Regions from separate parts of the Homo sapiens genome. Here region 2 is linked to region 1. A link is a loop called in an ENCODE intact Hi-C map of the cell type or tissue named here. Cell type or tissue: gastrocnemius medialis. All regions are shown on one strand. Links, peaks and the distances in the headings refer to the core of each region. The heading gives the core; the rest is flanking DNA.

The links. Peaks named below come from ENCODE experiments on the same cell type or tissue, not always from the same donor. Only the 100,000 strongest peaks of a DNase experiment are listed, where the experiment ranks them.
Region 2: a loop joins it to region 1, with 3 times the contacts of the local background. A loop is called at or near these places in 2 of 110 quality-filtered maps.

Annotation. Positions count from the first base shown.
Region 1 is chr14:75,557,515-75,566,572 of GRCh38, reverse strand. LOC107984653 (a long non-coding RNA gene) reads right to left here and starts at 8,402. Exons shown (of 2, transcript XR_001750830.1): 1 at 8,367-8,402; 2 at 6,655-6,945. RefSeq lists enhancers at 4,217-4,296, 6,602-6,761. In gastrocnemius medialis, for the core only: a CTCF peak has its summit at 5,432 (motif pointing right); DNase peaks (open chromatin) are centred at 2,492, 4,310, 5,472 and 6,506; H3K27ac peaks cover 6,711 bases.
Region 2 is chr14:75,337,482-75,346,539 of GRCh38, reverse strand. No RefSeq gene overlaps it. Among named protein-coding and RNA genes, the nearest start is that of LINC01220, 48 kb to the right of the region's middle. In gastrocnemius medialis, for the core only: no CTCF peak of the experiment used is centred there; DNase peaks (open chromatin) are centred at 2,409 and 5,359; H3K4me3 peaks cover 1,122 bases; H3K27ac peaks cover 4,756 bases.

The DNA of each region.
Region 1 (9,058 bases), core at 814-8,813:
CGGCTGTGTGTCACCTAATGTCATGTGTTAGTATGGCTCAGCTCTGCCTGTGAATCAGATAACCACAACAAACACAAAAGTACTTACATAACCTGTTTCCATCTCTTCACAGTCCTGGTGGCACACAAGCTGGGACTCAGTGTCACCTCTGTGCCTGGGCCCCAATACCAAGCAAGGAGGTGTTTCCCTCTGTGTCCCAGACACGCACATCCTTTAGAAGCTGACATGTTCCCACCCTCTCCATGGCTATTTAAAGCCTGCTCCCTACTGCAGGAAAAAGATAGGCAGAATGAAAGAAGAAAGAAAGGAAGAAAGAAAGACAGAGAGAAAGAGAGAGAAAGGAGGGAAGGAAGGAAGGAAGGAAGGGGAAAGAAGGAAGGAAGACCTGCTCCTGACCAATGTGTTGGGAAAGTTTGGGGGCACCAGAAAGAATTATGGGGTCTTGACATCATGCATTTCCTTCCATCCCCTTTGCCAAAGTTAGTGAGGGATGAGGAGGAGGCAGGATGGGGGTGGGGTGGTGCTGGGGGTGGTGACACCCATTCATTAATTGATTCACTCAACATATTGTTAATTAGCCAGGCATGGTGGTGCATGCCTGTGGTCCTGGCTACTTGGGAGGCTGAGATGGGAGGATCACCTGAGCCTGGAAAGTTGAGGCTGCAGTGAGACATGATCACACCACTGCACTCCAGCCTAAGCAACAGAGCAAAGACCCTGTCTCAAAAATAAACACATAAATGTTAATAAAAACATATTGTTAGCCCTATGTGAAAGTGCTGCTCTAAACACAGGGGAAATAATGGTGAACATCTTGACAAGGTCCTGAGCCTCTTGAAGTTTATAATCCTGTGGAGAAGACAGTCTATGGATAAACAAGTGTCATAATATCATGTGAGGTAGCACAATGAAGAGTGAGATGGTGGTTAGGGAAAAAACATTTGAGCAGAAGGGAGGAAATGGATATCTGGGGCAAGAGTGTTCCGGGCACAGGGAACAGCATGTGCAAAGGCTCTGAGGTAGGAACGTGCTTGGTGTGGCCAGACACAGCGGGGATCCCAGTGTGGTTGGAGCAGAGAGACAGAACAGGGGGCTGGTGGGAGAAGGGCTCAGACAGGTAAGTGGGGGTCAAATCTTGCAGGGCCTTGTGGGCTCTGATTAGGATGTGGACACTGAGTGAGGCCAGAAGCCCTGAAGGAGTTTTAAGCAGAGGAGTGATGTGGCGGACTTGCGCTATAAAGGAATCTCTCTGGCTGCTATGTGGAGTAGACAAAGAGGCAGTTAGGAGGCTGCTGTGGTTTCCTGGCAAAGCCTGGAGGAAAGGTCTGGGGGTGCTGGCAGGTAGGCGGGTAGGGCTGTGCCAGATGATTGCAGTGGGTCACCAGCTGTGAAAAATGGGGGATTCCTTCCGTGAAGTAGGACACAGCACCAGAACTTTTGGAGGTGGTGACGTTAGGAAGAGGTAGGACCATCTTTCTAGTTACTTGGGGACCTCACTAGGCTCCTCAGGCCAGGAGATAGAATCTCCATGCTTCATGCTGGCCACCCTGGGCACATGCTTTTCCTTCTGCCTGGAATGCTCTTCCCTGCCTTCCTCATCTGTTTCACTCTACTCCTCCTTCAAGGCTCAGTTGAAATGTCACTTCCTTCCTGAAATCGGTCACATGTTCTGAGTGTATGTGCTCCTGATGCTTCTTTTGCATGGCACTTACCACAATTGTCATTATTTAATTAGGATAATTAGGGCGCAGTGGTTCACACCTGTAATTCCAGCGCTTTGGGAGGCAGAGGCGGGTGGATCACTTGAGGTCAGGAGTTCGAGACCAGCCTGGCTAACATAGTGAAACCTCATCTTTACTAAAAATACAAAAATTAACTGAGCATGGTGGTGCACGTCTGTAATCCCAGCTGCTCGGGAGGCTGAGGCAGGAGAATTGCTTGAACCCAAGAGGCGGAGGTTGCAGTAAGCCAAGACGGCACCACTGCACTCCAGCCTGGTGACAGAGTGATACTCTGTTTCAATAAATTAAAAAATAAAAATAGAATAATTAGTTCTTTGGTGTTTGTTTCCCCTGGCAGACTGTAGGCTCCATGAGGGCAGGTGCTGGGTCTGCTTTCTTCTTCGCCCCTTGGTTACTCCCTAGCAGAGTGTCTCACACAAGTCAGTGCTCAATACATTTTGTTGAATGAATGAATCAATAAGCAAATGGAATGGACAGCAGGTGCAAGAGAAGCATCAGGGGAGGCAAGCTGATTCCTAAGAGCTGCAAAGGAATAGGGCTCATTTCAACTTAGAATCCAAACCAAGGCACTTGCAGGCACCTGGTGGGTGATAAATACCTTACATCATAGGAACAAAGTTCTAAGAATAGGATTTCAGTCATCAGTCAAGGTATAAAAGAGGTTATTTGTTTTGGGAAAGCAGGCAGAAAGGTTCATATGTCCTGAGGATCATATTCCCTGGCTGCCAGTCATCTCACACAGGTTTGCCTAATCCTGCATTTGCGGCCCTCAGAGGACACGTGGCTACTTTAGCATGAAAGCGTTTATTAAACAGACATTTTTATTTATTTGTTTGCTGTTGAAGCGTTTCAAGCATTTATTAAAGAGGCAGGATCTTGCTCTGTCACCTGTGCTGGAGTGCAGTGGTATCATCATAGCTCACTGCAGCCTTGAACTCCTGAGCTCAAGAAATCCTCCCAATTTAGCCTCCTGAGTAGCTAGGACTATAAGAATGCACCACATACAGCTAATTTTTTTTAACTTTCTTCTTGTAAAGACGGAGTCTCACTATGTTGCCCAGGCTGGTTTCCAATTCCTGAACTCAAAACAATCCAACCACCTTGGCTTCGCAATGTGCTAGGATTACAGGTGTGAGCAACCGCACCTATAATCAGAAGGACATCTTTAGAGTACATCATTTAAAAAATCTATTAAGCTTTCAACCTTTTAAAAAATGTTATCAAGTAATGTACATAACATAAATCTTCATCCAGTTCCCGAACCTCTTTGCATCCTTCGTCTCCACTCCTTCCTGCTCACCATTAATGACACATTGTGTCAGAGTGGACAGATGGAAACGGCCCGAGTCAAAGATTCTGCCTCACGTGGAGTAGGCTTTCTCCTGGGAGTGTGAGGCCCTCCTGGCTCACCACACTGTGGCGACCTGGGAGCTTCTGCACTCCAATCCAATGCCGATGTCCTGGGCCATGCTTGCTACCAGCAGCTCTGTTTCTTGAGTCTTGGGTGACTGCTGTGTTGACTGATGAAGAGTTTTTATCTAAGGGTCTACGAATGGGTTTCAGAATCCTGCAAACCCCTGAAATCATATCATCCAAATTGATTAATACACATGTGTTTTGGCTGGGCATGGTGGATCACACCTGTAATCTCAGCACTTTGGGAGGCTGAAGGGGGTGGATCACCTGAGGTCAAGAGTTTGAGACCAGCCTGACCAACATGGGGAGACCCTGTTTCTACTAAAAATACAAATTAAATTAGCCAGGCGTGGTGGTGCATGCCTGTAATCCCAGCTACTTGGGAAGCTGAGGCAGGAGAATCACTTGAACCTAGGAGGTGGAGGTCGCAGTGGGCTGAGATCACGCCATTGTGCTCCAGCCTGGGCAACAAGAATGAAACTCTGTCTCGAAAAAAAAAAAAAAAGAAAGAAAGAAAGAAAAAAGAAACATGTTTTATAAAGGGAGAGGCGGGGGAGTCCACAGTTTCATCAGATAGTCAAAGCAGCCCAATGACCCCCAGATGAAATAAATCACGGTTTAGATGGATAATCTATACATTTCAGGTTTAAAAATCTACTTCGAGCTTGTCACCTAGTATCTGCCCTGACTATATACACTGTGCTAGGTGCAGATCTGACTGTTGTGTTTATTTCATCACTATGGGTAACTAAAGTGGATTTCCTGACACAAATTATGCAGGACTAGACAGAGACATTACTAGATTAATTGTGGACAGGGTGAGGCACATATTTGGTGAGACCACTTTGCCTTCTAGAGGTGACCCTTTATTCTCCATTTGCAACAAGATTCTGAGAGCCAGGTCTGAATGAAAAATTTTAACCCGTGGCTTCTATGTTCCAGGTGATCTTGGACTTAGGAGAAGAGAGAAGACGCTGAAGGAGGTGTGGAAAGCTCAGGGAGTGGGAATGGCTTTCCTTATCTGCCCATCGATCATGTCCGTGCTTCAGTTGAGACTGAAGTCACTTGGCAGCCACACGTTTTAGACTGAGGTAACTCCCCACTGCCATAAAGGTCAAGAAAGCCACTGTGCTGACACAGGTCCTCCCCTGACAGCCTGTTCCACAGCGACCCTTGAGTCATCATGTCTGGATGACTAGGCTGACAAAAACAAGGTTTCACAGGGTGAGTTGAATTGTGGGGGAGCGGGGCACAGCACAGGGCAGCGGAGTAGGAAGGGCACTGCACTTGGAGTCTGAAGATCAGGGCTGAAGGCCTTGCTCAGTGAGCTTGGGCAACATGTGTTGGTGTTTGGGCTTCACATAAAATTAGACACTATTCACAATAGCAAAGAGACGGAACCCATCTAAGTTCCCATCAGCTATAGACTGAATAAAGAAAATGTGGTACATATACACCATGGAATACTATGCTGCCATAAAAAGGAACAAGATCATGTCCTTTGCAGCAACATGGATGGAGCTGGAGACCATTACCCTGAGCGAACTAACACAGAAATGGAAAAACAAATACTGCATATTCTCACTTGTAAGTGGGAGCTAAGGACACAAAGATAAGACAAACAGACACTGGAGCCTACTCGAGGGTGGAGGGCAGGAAGAGGGTGAAGACTGAAAAACTACCTATCAGGTATTAGGTACTACGTGTATTACCCGGGTGATGAAATAATCTATACACCAAACCCCCGTGACATGCAATTTACCTATGTAACAAGCCTGCACATGTACCCCTGAATCTAAAATAAAAGGAAAAAAGATAGGGCAAAAAGGAAATGAGAGGCTGCTATTAACATGTTACCGGGGAGCTAGCAGGTATTCAATGATTGGGACTGTGCAGGTACAACGTAGTTATCACCCTAAAACAGGATGTAGCCAACATCCTGTTCACGGCTACCCGGAGTTTCACAGTAAAATATCTGCAGAGCTTGTGTTTGGAAACCAGGTTGATGCCCAAATCTGTGCAGATTTGCATTCCTGGTCACTCACCCAAACATCTCTTCAGAGCTATGCCCTAGGATAGAGTGAGGAAGCTGAATGAGGCGCCAGCTTGCATCTAGAGGTCAATTCTCTGTATTCAAGCTTCTGCCCAAACAAGTGATGGTTGGCTGCCATGGTTCAGGACTCTCTCAAGCTGGGAAAGGAGGATGCAGGAGGGAGGGGGAACGGAGGAGAGGGAGGAAAGTTGATCTCTGCAGTTCTCTGTCACTAGGTGGCAGCACCAACCCGGGACCGCTGTCCCAATGGTCCTGGCTGTAATCCTGGAATGTGGGGAGTTCCCCAGGTGCGCTTGCGCTTGCTATATATAGCTCCAACTTTGCAAGCAGCCAAAGAGAGGTTGAGTCCCATCTCCACGTTTAACTGTGTGACCTTGGGCAAACCATTTAGCCTCTTCGGAGTCTTTCTTTATCTGTAAAATGGGGATAATAATCTTTCCTAAAATAATAGAGTGAACAGAAAATGAGATCATAAATGGCAGCCAGTATCATCCCTGCCCCTAGCAAGATGACCCCTCACTCTTTCATACATCACCTTTATTTTGCACTTTTCTTTTCTTTCAAGGGTGCCCCTAATGCTTATTTTAAATGAGCATATGTAGATGAACACTTTGGGGTGGGGGAGTGAGGCGGCAGGAGGAATGGTCCATGGTGTGATTTTTTTTTTAGAACAGACCCAACTTTTTAATCTTCCTTCCCCTCCTTGCACCCATTCTCTTCCTCTTCATTTTCTTTCTTCTATCTTGGGATTTTTATTTACAAATATGTTAATCATCTGCTCTGTGCAAACCTCTGGCGAGGCAGAGACAGGTGGGGAAGAAGAGGGAGAGGCGAGGAGAATTACAAGAACACACTGGAGAGTCCCTCCCTCCAAGACCCCCACAGTCCTGTAGGTGCTAAGCTGATAGCGAGATGGTGCGCACCGGTGCAGTTGAACTGGCTGTTGAAATATTAAAATATGTACATCTGGCTGACTGATAGCCCCTACCCTAGTGCCCCTCCATGCAACAACGCAGACGCATGCCTTCACCCTGCTCCAGCTCCGACCCCATTCTGACTGCCAGTGCCTGGCCTGGATTTTGAATATTGCCTTTTAGCTGATGGGCTGAGCTCCTCATAGAATGGACTGAAGAGGATGGGGAGTGAAGCCTGGAGGCTGAGTTGCAACTCCCAGTGATGGTTTTCAAATTAGAGCCTGGGGTTCCTTCCAGAAGCAGTAATGGGTAGTATCCAGGTTGGGCAATCCAGAGGCTGGTGTGGTTCTGGCTGCATGCCCAGTTTCTGGTGGAGCACAGAACACCCTCAAACCCTCTCAGAAAGCAGTCTACTCCTGTTAGCCCCTGAGAATTAGGATGCAGTGCCCTGCCCCCTCGCCCCCTCTCTGGGAAACCCAGGTACAATGAGTCACCATTTTTTTGGTTTCACAATAGAAGCTTACTCTGGTTGACATCAGCAGTAAATGAATGTATTGGAAGGATGTATGTGGCTCACAGAATTCAAAAGAAGCCCAGAGAACAAGGCCCAGAACAAGGCAGAAGCCAGGACAATTCTCCACCACAGGAATTCTCTCTCTGGCCAGGGCTTCACAGTTAGAGTAGAGGGGCTCCAAACATCTTCTGGGTCTTTTCTTTGCTCTGCTCCAAAGCGAGATTCCCAGTAGTCTGATTGGCCCAGTCTGGGTGTTTGGTTGTATCTTGGCCAGATAAGGCAGAGAAGACACCTTGATTGACAGCTCTACACATAGAAAGGAAATGCAGATGCTTTGTCAGAAGAAGGAGTAATAGAGCCGGGGCGCAGTGGCTCACGCTTATAATACCAGCATTTTGAGAGGCCTAGGCGGGTGGATCACTTGAGGTCAGGAGTTCAAGACCAGCCTGGCCAACATGGTGAAACCCCATCTCTATTAAAGATATAAAAATTAACCAGGCGTGATGGCATGCACCTGTAATCCCAGCCACTCAGGAGGCTGAGGCAGAAGAATCACTTGAACCCGGGAGTTGGAGGTTGCAGTGAGCCGAGATTACTCCACTGCACTCTAGCCTGGGTGACAGAGTGAGACTCCATCTCGAAGAAGGAGAAAGAGGAGGAGGAGGAGGAGAAAGGGGAGGAGGAGGAGGAGAAAGGGGAGGAGGAGGAGGAGGAGAAAGGGGAGGAGGAGGAGGACGAAGAGGAGGAGGAGGAGAAGAAGGAGAAGGAGAAGAAATGGATTCTGGGTAGCAAAAAAAAAAGTGTGTGGGGGTCACTGTAATCAGGTGCATCTCAGCTCTAGGTCACAATTCCGTGACATCTTGCCTTCAGCCCCAGGTTTTAGACCCAGACAGAACTAGATCCCCATTATAGTAGTGCAGTGACCTTCCTGAGGCCACCAGATCATCCCAGTCAGTCCTGCTTCCTGGGCATTTAGGGCTCTTATGGACTTGTTCCCCCACCCCCTGGGGATAAACAATGAGACACAAACCTTTGAGGGAGCCATAGGTAATTTAGTCACAGTCCAAACTCAAAATTCTCAACCTGAAGTAGACAAGGCTTGAGAATATATGAATGAATGAATTATTTATATTTATGATTAATTAATTCATTTATCAAACCTATAAATATCACATATCTGCTCTGCTGGGCACTAGGAATATAGCAGTAAACAAGACACAGATAGTCTCTGCCCTCACTCATGGGTTAGTGAATGGCCTATCTGGACAGCCATTTAACTGTCCACCATGAGTCACCACTGGGGGTTTTGGGCACGATGTAAGTAGATATCTGGTCTCTGTCATCTTCTCTCAATGATTGCTGTGGTTTAAATGTCTCCTCCAAAACTCGTGTTGAAATTTAATTGCCATTGTAACAGAGTTGAGAAGCGGGGCCTTTAAGAAGTGATTCGGTCATGAGGACAGAGCCCTCATGGATTAATGGGTCCCTCGATTAATGTCATTGTCACAGAAGCGGGTTTATCTTTGGAGTGGGTTCCCAATAAAAAAGACGAGTTTGGCTCACTTCCCTTTCTGTCTCATGTGCTTGCTTCCACCTTCCACCCTTCTGCCATGGGATAACACTTGCCAGATGCTGGCGCCATGCTCTTGGATTTCCCAGCCTCCAGAACTATGAGAAATAATTTTTTTTCCCTACAAATTACCCAAGCTGGGCATGGTGATTCACACCTGTAATCCCAGCAACTCAGGAGGCTGAGGCAGGAGGATCACTTGAGGTTAGGAGTTCAACACTAGCCTGGGCAATGTAGTGAAACTTCATCTCTAAAAAAAAAAAAAAAAATTTAATTAGCTGGGTGTGGTGGCATGTGTAGTCCCAGTTACTTGGAAGGCTGAGGAAGGAGGATCCCTTGAGCCCAGGAGTTCGAGGCTGCAGTGAGTTATAATCATGCCACTGCACTCCAGGCTGGGTGACAAAGTGAAACTCTCTCTCTCTGCTCCCTGAATTTCAGCACAGTGCCTCTCAGCCCTCCCAGCTGTGGCTCAAGCAGCCTGGGTGCTCCAGAAAGAATAGGTGGTAAACCTTGATGGCAAACATTTGGTGTTAAGTCTGCAAGGATGCAAAATGCAAGGGCTATAGAAGCATGGCTTCCTCTGCTTAGATTTCAAAGGATGTCATGGATCACCTGGAAGCTCAAGTAGAAATCTGCTTCAGGGGAACGGTCACCTCAGAGAGTCCCCACTAGGGCAATCCCAAGTGAAAATGTGGGGTTGGAGCCACTTCGGTTTGAATGTGCCCTCCAAAACTCATACTGAAATTTAATTGCCATTGAAACAGTGTTGAGAGGCAGGACCTTTAAGAGGTGATTAGCTCATGAGGGCTCCACTCTCATGAATAGATTAACGCCATTATCACAGGAATG
Region 2 (9,058 bases), core at 564-8,563, 220 kb after region 1:
TTGGCAGCCTTGGCAACATAGTGAGACCCTGTCTCTACAAAAAAATTAAAAGTTAACCAGGCATAGTGGTGCATGCTTTTAGTCCCAGGTCCTTGGGAGACTAAGGTGTGAGGATCACTTGAGCCCAGGAAGTCGAGGCTGCAGTGAACCATGAACGCATCACTGCATTCTAGTCTGGGCAACAGAGCAAAACCATGTCAAAAAAAAAAAAAAAGGAAAGAAAGAAAGAAATTGGCTCATACAATTATGGAGACTGCCAGATCCCAAGATCTGCAGTGGGCAGTCTTGAGACCCAGGAGAGCTGATAGTGTAGATCCAGTGTGAGGGCCTGCAGGCTCAAGACCCAGAAAGAGCCGATGTTGCAGTTCGAGTCCGAAGGCAAGAAAAAACCCAAAAACCAATGTTCCCACTTGAAGACAGTCAATAGGAGGAATTTCCTCTTCTTCCAGGGAGGGTCAGCCTTTTGTTCTATTCAGGCCTCCAACTGACTGGAGGAAACCCGCCCACATTAGGGAGAACTATCTGCTTTACTCAGTTATCAACTGAAATGTGGAAGACTTATCCGAAGACACCCTCACAGAATCACCTGAAATAATGTTTACCAAATATCTGGGCACCCCATGGCTCAGTCAAGTTGATGCATACAACTAACCATCACAGACCTTAATAAATTTTTGCCCTTAGATAACTCCTTTTCCAGCTATCACCCCCTGCCAACATACACACACACTCTCCTCAGAAGAAGAACTATGGTAGAAATTCTATAAATCCCCTAACAATAGGAAACTGGGCAACTATGCTATGTCCTGGCCAGATGAGCAACTCCTGAAGAAATTATCATTCTCCTTACTAAGCCATGGTCTCATCTCCTGCCCATATTCCACCGATGCCCAGTCTCACCCCTCTGACCTTTTCTTCACACTCCTGCATCCACTACCTGGTCCCGACTCTTATCATCTCAAGCCCAAACTACTGTGATCGCCTCTGAATGAGTCTCTCTATCTTCCCTTTCCCCAATGTATCCTCCACACTGCCACCAGGTTACAGAATCTTGGTGAACAAACAAAACACATTCTTCCAGTTCTGAGTTCACAAAATTATTTAATGATTCTTCATTGACTATAAAATTCAATTCAGTACAACAAATACTTTTAGCATCTGCTGTGCACCAGGTCTGTGACCACCACAGTGAGTAGGCTGTGGCCTTCCCATCAGTGGACTCACTGCCTACCTCTAGGAAGAGGCAGACAAATACAGTCCCAGGCAAAAAAAAAATTAAAATCCCAAATTTTTTTTTTTTTTTTTTTTTGAGACAGAGTCTCACTCTGTCACCCAGGCTGGAGTGCAGTGGTGCAATCTCGGCTCACTGCAACCTCCACCTTCTGGGTTCAAGCAATTCTCCTGCCTCAGCCTCCTGAGTAGCTGGGATTATAGGCACGCGCCACCATGCCCAGCTAGTTTTTTGTATTTTTAGTGAGACGGGGTTTCACCATGTTGGTCAGGCTGGTCTTGAACTCCTGACCTCATGATCCATGTGCCTCAGCCTCCCAAAGTGCTGGGGTTACAGGCATGAGCCACTGTGCCCAGCTAAATTCCCAAATCTTTTAACCAAGAGAGGCTGACATCCATTGTTCTTATCTACCCAGTATCCATTTTCCCTTATCTTGGCAACAGCATCTGGTCTTCCATTGGGGAATATCTTAATTTGGATTCCCCAAAAGCAGACCTTTAGACAGATTCAAGTGTGAGAATTTATTTGGGAGGAAGTTCTGGGAAATACCAGTAGGCAAGTAGGAAAGTAAGATGGAGAAGGAAGGAAGTCAATGCAGAGTGTATCATCATTCAAGTGACCACACTGAGCAACTGGAACTTAATCCTACTGGGGAACTCTGAGAAACACTGTAGAACATGAGCCACAGAGTCATCTCACCCGAGACAAAAAAAAAATGGGGTATTCATCCTCCAACTCCAACAGCCATTGGCCAAGGACTGCTCTTAGGAAGTGTTAACTCCCTGGCATTTCTGGCCTTTCTTGAATGTGTTCAGAGTGGGCTCTGGTGGTGAGAGAAAGCCCTCAGGCAAAGACATGAGGGTGTTAACAGTAGAAAATTAAACCAGCATCCACCGAAATGGTAAGGACCAAGGGGATAAGGATGGGGCACTGGCAGCATCTGCTACAGTGGCCATTCCTCCATATGGTTGGGGTGGAGATGAACTTGCCCTCTTGGGCCACGTCCCAGACCTGGTCAGTGAGAAAGCCCACATCCCTCTGGTCATGGTTGTAGTTCCAGCAGGGTTAGAGGATAGTTGTTCATGACCCAGACTGAGCCAACCAACCAGCCTCAGTCCTAAGAATTCTGAGAATTCTTCTGGAAATATTTGGCAAGAGATGGCTGAACTGAGGTGACGTAAGCCTAGAGTTGCCAGGGACCACCACATGGAGAAAGCCTCCTGGGAAATGAAATCAATGCAGATGAGCCAGAGCTGAGAGAAGGAGAGAGACTGAGCCCTGATGACATCTTTTGAGAACATGGATCCAGCTATGTGTCATACTCATGCCCTTGGGCTTTTTAATTAGATGAAATGATAAATTCCATTTTATCTTAAGTAAATTTGAATTGGATTTCTATCACTTGAAACTAAAACAGTCCTGACTAATTCATGAGGCAACCAAGATCCTCCAAAATATGGTCTCAACTCCAGTTTTTGTTGTTTTCATCTATAATTCTTCTATTCAAATCCTGTACTTCTCCTAGACTTAGAATTGACTGTCCACCCCCATGGAGCTCGTTGATAGCCACACCCTCCATCCGCTCCAGGCTTCGCTCACCTCATTTCTATCCCCTAGGACTGCTTTTTCCTCTTCACTGTCTGTCTAAATCCTACTCATTGTTCAAGACCCACCTCTGGTCCTGCCTCCTCCAAAAAGCCATCCTAACTACCCCAAACCACAGCTCTCCTCTGAGCAACGTGATCACTTATCCATGCCATTCGTTTGGTGCTCATTATATAGGATTTGGTATGTTTATAACGATGGCATTAGTGTGTTTCCTGGCTCCCCATTCAGATCAAAAGCCATGTGTGTAACTGTTTGTGTCTTTCATGATGCCCAGAATTGACTAGTACTGTAATATGCAAAACAATACCATGGTTGACTCAAATCTTTTTGAAAGAATCTTAAAAATAAATAAATGGTAAAAACAGTTTTACTTGGTTGATTGAAGAACCTAGAACACAAGCATTTCTTACTTCTCTATTTTGCCCAAGATGAACTGAGCTTAATGCTATTGAGGGAAGTCCACCAGGGACTCTATCACTTCACCCACACAGTGGGGCACTTTCAACAGATCACCTTTTCCTGAGCATCTCAGGCCATAGTTCACAGACTTCTTGTAGTAGATATCTGTCATTCTTGACTTCCAAAAGCTTTTGCATAATCTCTCCACATTTTAAGGATATTCACATTGAATTTGTGTCTCTCTGCATAGATGTGTGGGTGTAGACATTTCTCAGCTTTGCTTGCTGCTGGGTACAGACACATGGCTTAGGTTTTGCCACTTAGATGCACCCACATGAGACTTTGATTTGGAAGTGAGCTACATGAGGAAACAGAAGGGGTGCAGGCCCAGATGGCAGCAGGTACAGCAGGTTTCTGGGGCTGGAGGTGGCAGTGGCAGCTCTTTGCCTGCAGCAGAGACAACCATGGTTCATGGTTGGCAGTGGTAACAGCTTCTTACCGACCCAATCCTGCAGTGTGTCTCTAGGAAGTGTTCATGGAATTTCAGCTTAGAGCTTGTTCCTTCAGCCCTTCTGACAATTCTGTGATCTTCCCAATATCCCCAAATAAACCCCTTCTTAAACTTGCTAGAATGAATTCTATTGCCTACAAATGTGCACTCTAACCAATGCAACCCTGATGTCCACCATTTGGCCAGGTAGCTTTCTCCATGTCCCAGACATAAACTGAAGTTGTGCAACCTCACCTGTGTGATGACCAGCTTCAATTCTTCCATAGATCAAAGGCCCTGGAGCCTTTGGGTTTATCTGCTATTGTAGTCTGGGAGAAAAGAGAAGAGGCTGAGCAGCAAGACCAGATGGCCATGGAAAATTCCTAGTACTCGGGGTTCCTGGTATTCTGGAAGTTTTTCCTAGTCTGAGTAGGGATTCTGGCTGGGCGCAGTGGCTCACACCTGCTATTCCAACACTTTGGGAGGCTGAGATGGGGGGATCGCTTGAGACCAAGGGTTCAAGAACAGCCTGGGCAATATAGTGAGACCTTGTCTCTACAAAAAAATTTAAAAATTAGCTGAGTGTAGTGACCTGACCCTTGCACCTGAAGCCCCAGCTACTCAGGAGGCTGAGGCAGGAGGATCACTTGAACCCAGGAGGCAGAGGTTGCACTGAGCCGAGATGGCACCACTACACTCCAGCCTGGGTGACAGAGTGAAACCTTGTCTTAAACTGAATTAATTTAATTTAAAAGGGATTCTCCCATTCATCCCAAAGGTGACTCTTAGTTGACTGGAAGGTTTCACTAAATAAATATAGAATTGCTTTATGTCTCCTAAAGACTTTCTTGGCACCAGACATTAAAGATTTTAAAAACACTCAACTCTCTCTCCCAACATGAGGCTGCCTCTGACTCTACATACCAAGTTCCTCTCCTTCAGGTTCCTCTTGTTGGCTTCTGACTCAGCTAATTTTCCCCTTCTTTAGGCCTCTTGAAGACTTTTCTCAGCTCCCCAAACCCTGCTTCTGCATAAATGCCTAAATCATATTTTCCCCTGTAGTGCTCAGTCACTTCCCAGTAAAACTTGACCATGAGTCTGTGAGGTCTGGGGGTCTGGAGCTGGTGCTGTGGCTGAGCTTCAGCCTTCATAAATATCTTTCTCTTTTGCCTGATCCTGAATTCTAGGGAAAATCTTTCCTCCCTGTTTCTCACTCTCTACTCTAGCTGGCTCCAGACTATGCCAAGGGATTCCCCAATCAGCAAATTGGGCTACTTGTCCAAACTTTATGGCCTCCTTTAAGGGTGCCACTGAAGACAAAGATAACAGGATCATGGGGATCCCCTGACCTCCTAATGTGGAAGCCTGTGCATGCTGGGTTTATTTCTATGTGATCACCAAAGATATTCCACAGAAATCCTCCCCAATCACCCTGCTTGTCATTCATTCATCAAAAGTTTATTCCCTGCAGAAATTGCTTTGGACTGAAACCCTATAGGAGGGTAGGTTCGGGATGGCTTGCCAGGGCCTCTCATAGACAGACTTTCATAGACAAGTCCTTGCCAACAGCTTAAGGGGAAACGAGGTCCCAGGAGGCCCCCGGCTGTCTGATCATGTGACCTTCCTGGCTCCGTTACAAGGACGTCCTGTTCCTCTTGGAGTGATGGCTCTACTGAGGAAGTGACTGTGTCATATCTGGGACAGGAAAAAAGCTATTTCAAGTCCTGAAGTAATCACTCGGTTAGGTAGTGCGGTCTCTTCAGAAACTGCCTGGACAGTGGAGAAAGACCAGTCCTGAGGGAAGGTAAATGGAAGCCCGTGTCACTAGGGCAAAGGAGGACCCACTAGAAGAAGAATGGCAGGGGTTGTCATGTCAGTCCTCCATTTGTGATACATTTCTGGCCGGTCATGAAGAAATGGCATGGGGGAACAATACACATGACCCCCAAACCAAGACGCAGAGGTCTCTCCACATATCTGGGTAAGCAGGAATGAATGAGAACATCCTCACATTCATGGCCTCCTTGGGTTTTAAAAGTACATTGAGAAACAGGATGGTACCTAATGGCCCATGAAGGTCTCTCCTCGGCTGGCTGGCTTTCCCCATGTGCAACAAGAGATTTAGGAGATTCGTTTGTATATTTCCATCAAGAATTCTGGGAATCAGACCTGAAACTTACTATTTCCTTATCACTTGGGTAGACTGGGGAAAATAATGGTTATATTCAGAAAGCTCATGGACCCACACATACTGATCAGTCAATGGTTCCTTAACACTTAACTAGTGTTAAGGAAACAAGAGAAAGGGAGAAGACCTTTATCCTGAAAATATCACCTATGTCTTCAGGGCCAAGCCATTTACCTGGGCCTGCCTAGCATACTGTAGGTGTTCATCATGTACTTTTTGGGTGAGTGGGTTCGTGTTTATGTCTAGAATGTTTGCATCCTTCTACATTCTCAATTTCCTCAAGAACAGAAGCCATGTATCTGCTTGAGTCCCAGAGTAGTAGAAAGAATCCTGGGCCTGGATGTGCTTCTCATCAATCAGTTGAACATGTTCATCTTTATTTGCCTGATAAATTAAAAAATAGGAGAGAGGCAATCAAAGGCAGAACGGTGGCAAGTCTTACTACAAGTCTATAGGGCTCTTTGTTTACCTCTAGGAAACCCTGGCTTCATCCAAGCAATCTCTCTCCATTATTATGCAAAATCAAGAAAATAATAATAGTAACATTCCTGCCAGAAATTCCAGGGCAACGCTGTTTTAGGCATCTAGGTTGGAGATGGCAGATATTTGGCATGCTTGCAACTACCTGATATTCCGTGTTCCTGACAGACATCGTGAATCAATCATTCTAATCATCACTAATCACTAATCATCACTATTCTGCTGACCCTCAGAGTCTTTCTCAACATTGCATTCCAGGCAGCCACTACCAATCAACTAGAAATCACACATGCAAAGGATGTTATCTCTGCTGTAGTCCATGATGGCATGTGATACTTTCATATCCTAAACCAATCTGAAAATTCTCACAAATACTCTTGATAATAAGTATCACTGCAATTACAGAATTACAGATCTGAAAGAGACCTTAGAAATCATCAGCTTTAATCCAAAATGCAAGATGAGCCTGGAGCATCTCGTATGGCAGATAGGACACTGAAGTCCACAGAGGGTAACCAACTCGCCCTAATTCAGAGTGTTAGTTAATGTCATTAGCAGTCCCTTACATCTGTATAGTGCTTTAGAGATGACAGTGTACTTTTAACTGAAGGACCTCATATGATTCTTTATTCATTCATCCAATAAATATTTATTGAATTCCTACTGTGTTCTATGTACTATGCTGGAGGTTAGGAAACCAGCAGTTAGAAGGAAGAAAGAAAAGAAAAAAAAGCTTTGATTCCTGTCTTACAGTTAAGCAAGGAGCCTTAAAATAACTCCATGACCTGAACAGGATAGACACTACTATCCTCAGCTTTGCAGATGCTAGAGGGTGACAATTAAGAGAGGACATGACACGCTTAAAAACGGCAGCTCTGGAATTCACAACATCCCTCAAGTCGCCACTTTTAGATGAGATCATTACTGTTGCAACATGTGGGAAGCAAATTTCCAGACCCATCAGGCATTTCTTAATTAGCTCTCTGACCACTTCAGAATGCTTAAGGTATGAAAGAACCTCTCTATTTAGGGAATGATGGCAAATTCTCCCGGCCCTGTAGAAACAATTTCAAAGGGTCTTTCTCTCCAAACCTGCAACCCCTTGACCTTGTAGCCCATGCAGTGTGGTGGGAAGAGCACAGATATGGGAGCACAGAGTTCTGAATCCTATTCCCACCCATGGCTCTAACCAACTAGTTCATCTTGGACAAGGTACATCACCTCTCTAGGCTTCAGTTTCCCCATCCATAAGGAAAGTGAGTTGAACCATGAGATCTCTAAGCTTCCTTCCCACTGACATCTGACAATTCTGCCTGACCAAAAAAGACAGAGCTTCCCAGCCGTACTTCACCTTCTCCTTTCACCAGACATTCTCTGCAACAGCTGGCTTTGCAGCCCAGACCCACCAAGAAAACAGCAACTCTAGGAAAGGTGGTATGGTCCAGCAAAGCCCAAAGTAGTTCTAATCATGATCCAGCTGATCATGTGACCTGAGACAACCAGTTCAACCTTCATATGTCATGGTTTCTTCTTCCCCCATCCAACAATGATATGATAAAAGAAACCAGATGTAGAAATGCTTTGGAAATATTAAGATGTGCCCATCAAGAAGGAAAAAAAAGAAGCTGACCTAAGTAACTTTGGAAAATGATGGGGTTTTTTTCTTTTTTATTTCACTGTCACAAACTTCACACACAATGGAAAATGATGTGTTTGACTGGAATCTGTAAAGCTAAAAAAATACTGTGCAAAAAGAACTCTGCAAAAACACTATACTCTAGTTGATAAATTTACTTTTCATAGGGAACTACATTGGTGATTCTGAAACTACTTCACATGTATACTAGGGTTGAACAAATATGTAAATAAATTATAGATAATGGGAGTCAGGTTTCTCACCATCAGAGAAAAAAGCAGCAGTGAGAAAAGGGAGAAGGTTAGAATGAAACCTGCAGGGTTGGATTCAAGTCAGAGATAATACAAATTCTTTCTTTTTTTTTCTTTTTTTGGGGACAGAGTTTCACTCTTGTTGCCCAGGCTACTGTGCAATGGCACGATCTTGGCTCACTGCAACTTCTGCCTCCTGGGTTCAAGTGATTCTCCTCCCCAGCCTCCCAAGTAGCTGGGACTACAGGCATGCACCACCACACTCAGCTAATTTTTTTATGTTTTTAGTAGAGACGGGGTTTCACCATGTTGATCAGGTCGGTCTCAAACTCCTGACACAGGTGATCCACCCACCTTGGCCTCCCAAAGCGCTGGGATTGCAGGTGTGAGCCACTGCGCCTGGCACAAACTCTTTTTAAAAGTATATATACAAATAGACAGATACACAAACATAGATATGCACATATTCATGGGTTAGCATACATACATATATACATAAATATATGTAAATATTCCTAACTGTTCACTGAGAGGGCCTAGAAGCAATGACACCCCAGTAGCAACGAGCACACCCAACACTCAGAAACATGGTTTCTAAATACCATTCTCTGATTAAAGGAACCAGGCTCCTTGGAGAAATAACTGATTCTAGGGCTAAAGCAGTGAAAACACAAGGTGAGTTTTGGAGCAGCTTGTAATGCCAGAAAGTAAGGAATTGGAAAAAAAATGGGGGCCCCAAAACTATGTACATCCATTATGCATCATTTTTTTTTTT